3 separate regions of the Homo sapiens genome follow, and regions 1 and 3 are each linked to region 2. Evidence: chromatin loops called from intact Hi-C (ENCODE). Cell type or tissue: dorsolateral prefrontal cortex. All regions are shown on one strand.

The links. Peaks named below come from ENCODE experiments on the same cell type or tissue, not always from the same donor. Only the 100,000 strongest peaks of a DNase experiment are listed, where the experiment ranks them.
Region 1: a loop joins it to region 2, with 6 times the contacts of the local background. A loop is called at or near these places in 7 of 110 quality-filtered maps.
Region 3: it touches region 2 in a loop (11-fold over the local background); 7 of 110 quality-filtered maps call a loop at or near these places.

Annotation. Positions count from the first base shown.
Region 1 is chr16:84,355,565-84,358,064 of GRCh38, forward strand. No RefSeq gene overlaps it. Among named protein-coding and RNA genes, the nearest start is that of ATP2C2, 12 kb to the right of the region's middle. In dorsolateral prefrontal cortex, no CTCF peak of the experiment used is centred here; DNase peaks (open chromatin) are centred at 1,287 and 1,877; H3K4me3 peaks cover 598 bases; H3K27ac peaks cover 2,201 bases.
Region 2 is chr16:84,405,728-84,408,227 of GRCh38, forward strand. All of the region lies in intron 3 of ATP2C2 (ATPase secretory pathway Ca2+ transporting 2), which reads left to right. Among named protein-coding and RNA genes, the nearest start is that of ATP2C2, 38 kb to the left of the region's middle. In dorsolateral prefrontal cortex, a CTCF peak has its summit at 1,044; DNase peaks (open chromatin) are centred at 784 and 2,393; H3K4me3 peaks cover 1,324 bases; H3K27ac peaks cover 1,808 bases.
Region 3 is chr16:84,276,170-84,278,669 of GRCh38, forward strand. No RefSeq gene overlaps it. Among named protein-coding and RNA genes, the nearest start is that of WFDC1, 17 kb to the right of the region's middle. In dorsolateral prefrontal cortex, CTCF peaks have their summits at 1,259 (motif pointing right) and 1,472; a DNase peak (open chromatin) is centred at 1,272; H3K27ac peaks cover 68 bases.

The DNA.
Region 1 (2,500 bases), 50 kb before region 2:
GATGAATGGATGGATGGGTGGGTGCACAGGTGGGTGGGTGGGCGGGTGGTCTAGCTGGAGGCAGTGCAGCATGATAGGAGTGCAGGTTCTGGCATCTGACTCCTGGGCATCTGACTCTAGGAACACAGAACCTGGCTTTTCATCTTCTCTTAGCTGTGTGGCTGTGATCAACAGACTCAACCACCATGTGTCTCGGATCGTGTCTCAGGTCAGGTTCCACAGAAGCAGGTCCTGAGACAAAGACTCACATGCTGGTGATTTCCACCCAACCCGCCAAGAGAGTTTTACTCTGTCACCCAGGCTGGAGTACAGTGGCACAGTCACAGCTCACTGTAGCCTGGAATTCCCAGGCTCAGGCAATCCTCCTGTCTTAGCCCCCTGAGTAGCTGGGACCGCAGGAGCACACCACCACACCTGGCTTATTTTAAAATTATTTGTAGAGATGGGCTCTCCCTAGGCTGGTCTCGAACTCCTGGGCTCAAGCGATTCTCCTGCCTCGGCTTCCCAAAGTGCTGGGATTACAGGTGTGAGCCACCATCCCAGGCCACATGCCAGTGATTTATGAAGGAAGTGCCACAACAGAAACTGGCAAGGGAGTGTAGGAACACAGTGCGGATGGGTACAGTTTTAGGCCAAGTCCCAGGCCTGGCCTCACCCCATTGGGAGCTGTGAAGGGCGAGTTATGCCTCTGCCTTGTCCCACCAAAGGCTAGAACCTCCTGCCTCGCACTTGCCGGTTGCCTGGGGGTGAGAACGTTTCCAGGCACTTCTGGTCTTGCGTGTCCAGGCAAAGCAGCCCAGGAGCCCAGACCTGGCCTTCAAAAATCTGTAGGTGCTGGGGGTTATTGAGGAAGCCCCAACACTGAGGGAGGGGGGCACCACACGGGGAAAACGGGTCTGAGGGGATCTGGGTGGGTACCACATTGTTGGCTACAATTTCCCCTTCTGCAAAATGGTGAGCGCAAAATGCTGAGCGCAAGCAAATTGTTACAAGGATGAAGTGAGGGCAAAATCTGAGCACAGGGCCCGGGGGCAGGTCAGCGGTATCGCTGGCTCACACTGGGCTATTCTTATCCTCCCACAAGGTCCTCTGGCTCTCATTAAATATTTGTTGAATGAATTAACCAGCTTTCCTACTGGTTTAACTGGGTTCATGGGACCCGCCCCTGTACCGCCCAAACTGTTGATCAAAAGTCCCTTGGTGTCCAGGCTGGCTGGTAAAAATGACAGCCAGACCCAATGCAAAGAGCCAGCTGCGGCATCCAGTCCCATCACCATGGGAGCTCCCCAGGCTTCCCGGGGTGGGCGCCTGAATGTAGTCATTGTCCCTGGGTTTTGGCTCCCTTCAGGTTCACTGGGGCCAAGGCACTCTGCCGCCTCGGGCCAGGGCTCTCTTGTTCATTCAACACAGTAAACATTCCATTCAAGCCCCTACTATGTACCAGACACACTTCCAGGTGCTGGGAATAAAGCAGGAAAGATAACAGATCTCAGGGAGCTGGCAGTCCAGGGGGGGCACGGGCAAAAAGCAAACAGACCAAGTCAGTGGTAGAAGGGCTTTGGGGGAAAATAAAGCCGAGTAAGGAATGGAGAGAGACAGAGGTGTGTTTACCTTTGTATTTTCAAATAATTACAGATTTCCAGGATGTGGTCCAGGGTACTCTTCACTTGGCTTCTTCCCATGGTTACATCTTACATAACCACAGTGCCAAATCTAAGCCAGGAAACGTGTGCAGCTACAATGTGAGCACAGCAGTCCCTTGGTATCCACGGCGATTGGTTCCAGGACCCTGTCTCCCAGGACAGCAAAATCCCAGGGTGCTCAAGTCCCCCAGTCAGCCCTCCCAGTATCCGCAGGCTCCTCAGAAACCTCAGACGGAGGGAGGGCCACTGTGTGTGGTTTCTGAGTCATTTTTTCACTGTATAGATTCATGCAGCCACCCGTACAGCTAGGGAAGAGAACGATTCCATCACGCCTAGGTCCGCCTTGCACAACCTTTGTGGTGACATCCACACCACCCCTAACCCCAGCATCCACTCATGTGTTCTCCTTGTCTATAATCTTGTCATTTCAAGCATGGTATGAAGGAGAATCACACGGTATGTGACCTTTTGAGATCTGAATATATTCTTCACCGGATTCCCCAGGTCTGTGTGTTCTCTCTCCCCCTCCCTTTTCCTCTCCTCTTCCCTCTCCTTTACCCTGAAAATCTTCAGGGTGCATTTTCAGAAAAAAAACAGGGACATTCTCTTACATAACTAGAGTCCAGTGATCAAAATCAGGAAGTTCACACCAGACAATACAATTCTCTACAGACCTTATCCAAATTCACCAAATGTCCCACTGATGTCCTTTACAGCAAAAGAGAAAGACCTTTTTTCCCCCAATCCAGGATCTGACCCAAAACTGCAAGTTGCATTTGATTACCATCAGGGAGCTCTTTAGTCTCCTTTTTTATTTATTTATTTTTTGAAATGGAGTCTTGCTCTTGTTGCCCAGG
Region 2 (2,500 bases):
CGGCCAACATGGCGAAACCCCGTCTCTTCTAAAAATATAAAAATTAGCCGGATGTGGTAGTGGATGCCTGTAATCCCAGCTACTGAGGAGGCTGAGGTGGGAGGATTGTTGGAACCCAGGAGGTGGAGGCTGCAGTGAACTGAGATTGTGCCACTGTGCTCCAGCCTGGACAACAGAGTGAGACCTTGTCTCCACAACAACAACAAAACCAAAGTGAATTTCAGATAGATAAACAAGAAGCAATTTCTAGTATAAGTGTGTCCCAATACAGTGGACGTGCTTATACTAAAAACAAAAAGTTCCTTGTTTTTCTGAAATTTAGATTTTACTGGGTGTCCTACTGTAACCTGAGCCCAAAGTCACATAGCTGTGAGGAGCAGTGCAGAGCAGTGCAGCCAGGGAGCTGCACCCAGAGCCCCTTCCCTTGCTAGCTGCTGCCATCGGTGCTGGCGCGGTGCTGAATGAATGGCACACAATCAAATGCCTGGAAGCCACTAAGAAGGGGAAAGAAAAAACTGCAATTGACATGGCTCCAAGTTCCATTCTAGAAGTCGGCAGTCCCTGCCACCTTTGCAGGACCAGTTCAGAAAGGCTCAGTGAACAGGCAGAATTTTCCAGGTGCCTGAGGGCATTTAGATGGCCTTAGATCCCCTTTTCCAGCCTTTTGCATGCTCTTGGCCCCATCCCTGACATCCCCTTCTTCATTCTCTGGCCCCTGGGCTGCCCCAGGCTTCAACCGCCTTCCTATTGGCTCTGTGTTTACAGCTTCCTCCATTGGTCGATTCCGGAACCAATCACAGTCCCCTGGGCAGCATCCTCTGTCTCCACTCTCCTTGAGGTCCCCTCCCTGATCAAGGCTCAGTTCTCAGTGTTCTGGGAATGTTATTCATCGATGCGTTTTGGCAGCAAAATAGGCTTCTGGGTATGTAGGTGGTTCTGGCTAGCCCAGAAGCTTCCTAAAACTGCAGGGCTGAGAAGAGGCAGTGGAGGCTCCCGGAAGTTGGGGTTCAGGGAAGGAGGCCGAGACATGGGCTGTGAGGGAGGAGCTCCCCTCTGCGGCTGGAGATCTCTTTGCTCTGCCCTGGCACCCCTTCCACTAGGACCCGCTCCCCCACTTCCCCTGGTTATCCTCCTTCCTCGTTCCCCTCTGCTCTGTCGAAACCCACCGTGAACATCTTCCTTCTCACCAAGGATCCTCCTCCAGCCTCCAGCCAGGGTGTTCCCCAAAATGAAATCTCTTAAATTTCTTGAGAGCAGAGGACCTGCTCATTCATCTTATAGCTTGTCGGTTCAGCAATGCATCTGTGGGAATCCTTGTAGGACTGGACGGGAGCTCCTGACGGCTGGGTTTTCCTGCCCTTGCGTATACGGGTTCTGTCTGCTCTCCCTTATTAATTCCTTACATGTGTTGAGTTCCTCCTGCATGCCAAGTGTTGTGATTCTCCTATCTTTCCCCCAGTGACAGGGAACTCATCACCTCACAAGGCAGCCCTGTTCCTCTGTCTCAGGAGTCTCACCATTAGGAATTCTACCTTAGCACGGCGTAAGGCTCTGGACGGGATGGCAGGGAGGCACTAGGCTGGTGCTCTGAGGAGGTGGCATCTGGGCAGAGATCTGAGTGAAATGAGACGGAAAGCCATGTGAGGATGTGGATGGAGGGCGTCGCTGGAGGGCAGGGTGCAGAGTCCCTGAGGGGACAGGAGCCTGGCAGCCTGGGAATCAAGGTGCCCAGACCAGGTGCATTATTATTATTGTTATATTCTGGGATAGGGTTTCTCTGGTGTCCAAGCAGGAGTGCAGCGGCATAAACACGGCTGACTGCAGCCTCAACTTCCCAGGCCCCAGTGATCCTCCTGCCTTAGCCTTCTGAGTAGTTGGGACCACAGGTGCACCTCACCATGCCCAGCTCATTTTTTCATTTTTTTGTAAAGATGGGATTTTGCTGTGTTTCCCAGGCTGGACTGAAACTCCTGGGCTCAAGCAGTCCTCCCATTTCTGCCTCCCAAAGGGCTGGGATTACAGTGTGAGCCTCTGCACCCAGCCCTTGTTGATATTGTAACTCTCTTCCTTATCCTGATCTTTGGTCTGCCTTCTGAATCCGGTTTTATGTGTTTGCATTTCTTTTCAATCCTCTGTAACATGAGCTACCATGAGATGTCTCTGAAATGAAAGGGCAGATATATAAAATAAAGTAAAAATCTTCTCAGGAAGTTTTGGGAACGGCTGTTTTAGAGAGGGACATCATTGGAGTCCCTAGAGGCTGTTACAGGAGCAGGCTGTTACTGAGTTTGGTGACTGGGATGTGCAGGATTTGGGGAGCTGGTGTGGTGAGAGAGGATCCTTGGCCGTCCTGAGCCAGGACTGGCATCTTGCCGAAAGTCCCGGCCTGGAGCGTCATGGAGATGTGGAGAGGCGAGACCAAGAACTCAAAGGCAGGGCTGAGGCCGGTGTCTTCAGGGGGTCAGTACTGGGACCTGGGAGGGTCAATTGGGTGGAGTTC
Region 3 (2,500 bases), 130 kb before region 2:
TGCATGTTGCTTTCCCAGGACAGGGAGGGGCTGTGCAGGCCCATGCTCACTGTTTCTTGGTTTCTTCTGCTTTAGGGAAAGCTGTGTGTTGCTGAGGCCGCAACTTGGGTATGAACCTAGGTCAAGATACCTAGTACCCACAGGGGTCAGATTCTAGTCCTTGGCCTCTCTGAAGCTAAATAAATGTGATTAATTGAACTGACTCAAAACAAATGGTTTTGCAAAATCTTGGAAAACAGTTCCATTCCTTTTGGTAGGTCAAATACTTCTCCTGTAATCCCATTTCAATGCTAGAGAGTTACTTTATCATGTTATATATGTGAGCTGTCATTTATAGAAAAATGGGAGAGCAGACGCAAGTAAAAAAGGGAGGATTCCTGATGTCACCCCCTAGAAATAACCAAATGCTAATGTATTAATGTGTATTTCTTCACATTTTCCAATGGACGTATATACATTAAAATATGTGTTTTTTGCTGGTGGCTCATGCCTGTAATCCCAACACTTTGGGAGGCTGAGGCGGGGGGATCACCTGAGGTCAGAAGTTAGAGACCAGCCTGGCTAACATGGTGAAACCCCGTCTCTGCTAAAAATACAAAAAATTAGCCGGGCGTGGTGGTGTGCGCCTGTAATCCCAGCTACTCGGGAGGCTGAGGCAGGAGAATCCCTTGAACCCGGGAGGCGGAGGTTGCTGTGAGCCGAGATTGCGCCATTGCACTCCAGCTTGGGCAACAAGAGCGAAACTCCATCCCCCCCAAAACAAAACAAACAAACAAACAAAAACATGTTTTTTGCAAAAACTGAAATATATAATACATTATGTTGTATAATTCATTTTTATCACTTAGCAATACATTACGAGCATTTTTCCAAGTCAATAATTATGTACCATTTCAATAGGGGCATAGAATTCCATTGCCTAAATCTATATAATTCCATAACCAATTCCTTAAGATTGAACATTTGCCCCCCCCCACCCCCACCCCCATGTTTTATGATCATAAGCTACATCCCCGATGGGCATCTGTGAATGTCATCTTCTTCTGTAGTTGTCTTTATTGTTATTTCGCTTAGCCAGTTAGGTGGAGATGACAGATTAAACTCAAACCAGCTCTGTTCAAATCATGACAAATTTCATTTTATAAAGGGAGGAGATTAACCAGGCCAGTTAGCTTGGAACTAGGCAATGTTATATACTCTGTAGTTTAAATAACTCACTTCTTCCCTTAGTAGCATCTGGATGCTTCCAGCAGGGGGCGCTGTGAGCCAGAGCCTCGTCAGGCGCGGACGCTCTCAGATGCCTAATTCCGTGGTGGGTTGCAGTCCCCTACCTGGGGCCCTAGCTGTCTCACTGTCTGTTGGCAACTCCAGTTCTTTCTTTATTTCCTTATTATTATTATTTTTGAGACAGAGTCTGGCTCTGTCGCCCAGGCTAAAGTGCCATGGTGTAATCTCACCTCACTGCAGCCTCAACCTCCTGGGCTCAAGCAATCCTCCCACCTCAGCCTCCTGAGTAGCCGCAATTACAGGCATGTGCCACCATGCCCCGCTAATTTTTTAAATTTACAGTAGAGATGGGGTTTCCCTATGTTGCCAGGCTGGTCTTGAACTCCTGGGCTCAAGCGATCTGCCTGCCTTGGCCTCCCAAAGTGCTGGGATTATAGGCATGAACCACCGCGCCTGGCTTCTTTCTTTCTTTTCGCTTTCTCTCTCTCTCTTCTCTTTTTCTTTCTATTAATTCAATTATGCTCACTTACATCTACCCTGGACCAGTTCTCTCAGATTCTGCTAAATACACTTATCAAGGTAGCAAAAGCTAGAGTACTATTGTGGCAATTATCCTAATACCTTTTAAAAGTTTCACCATTTTAAAGTTTTTAGCATTTAAGATTTTCCTTTGAAACCTCCTTTCATTTAGGGAGTACAGTGTTAGCCAAACTAATGATATACAGGTGGCTGTCCTGTGGCCATGAGAGGTGTGGATATACCAAACAGAAACATGTCCACTGTTCGGGAAAGATGTTGGTTCTGGTAATGCCTCTTAGTATTGGGCTCTGTTAATTTTATAGATCTTAATTCTTTTCTGCTCCCCTGACTTAGAGACATGATTTGCTTAAAATGCAGGTAACAAACATCAGAGTCGATAGGAGCTTGCCTTGTGGGAAGGACTGATGTGATTTGTGGATGGAGATGATAGTGATGAATTTCCTAGTTTTCACTGGGCTGTTTTTCTTTTCACGGGTAGTCATTTTTGATTTGCGCAGCGCTCCTGTGCGGCAGGCGTGGTTATTATCCCATTTGATGGGGAGGGAACTGAGGCTCCGAGAACTCACACACTTGCCTCAAGGTTCATTTCTGGGAAGCAGCAGGGCTGTGGCTTGAACACAGGGCCGTGCACCTCAGGGTCTTTGCACCTGCCATGCCCCCTGCCTGGATATGCCTTTACTTCTCTCTGCAAGAGAATTCCTTTCCATCCTTCCAGTCTTGACTAGGACGTCAG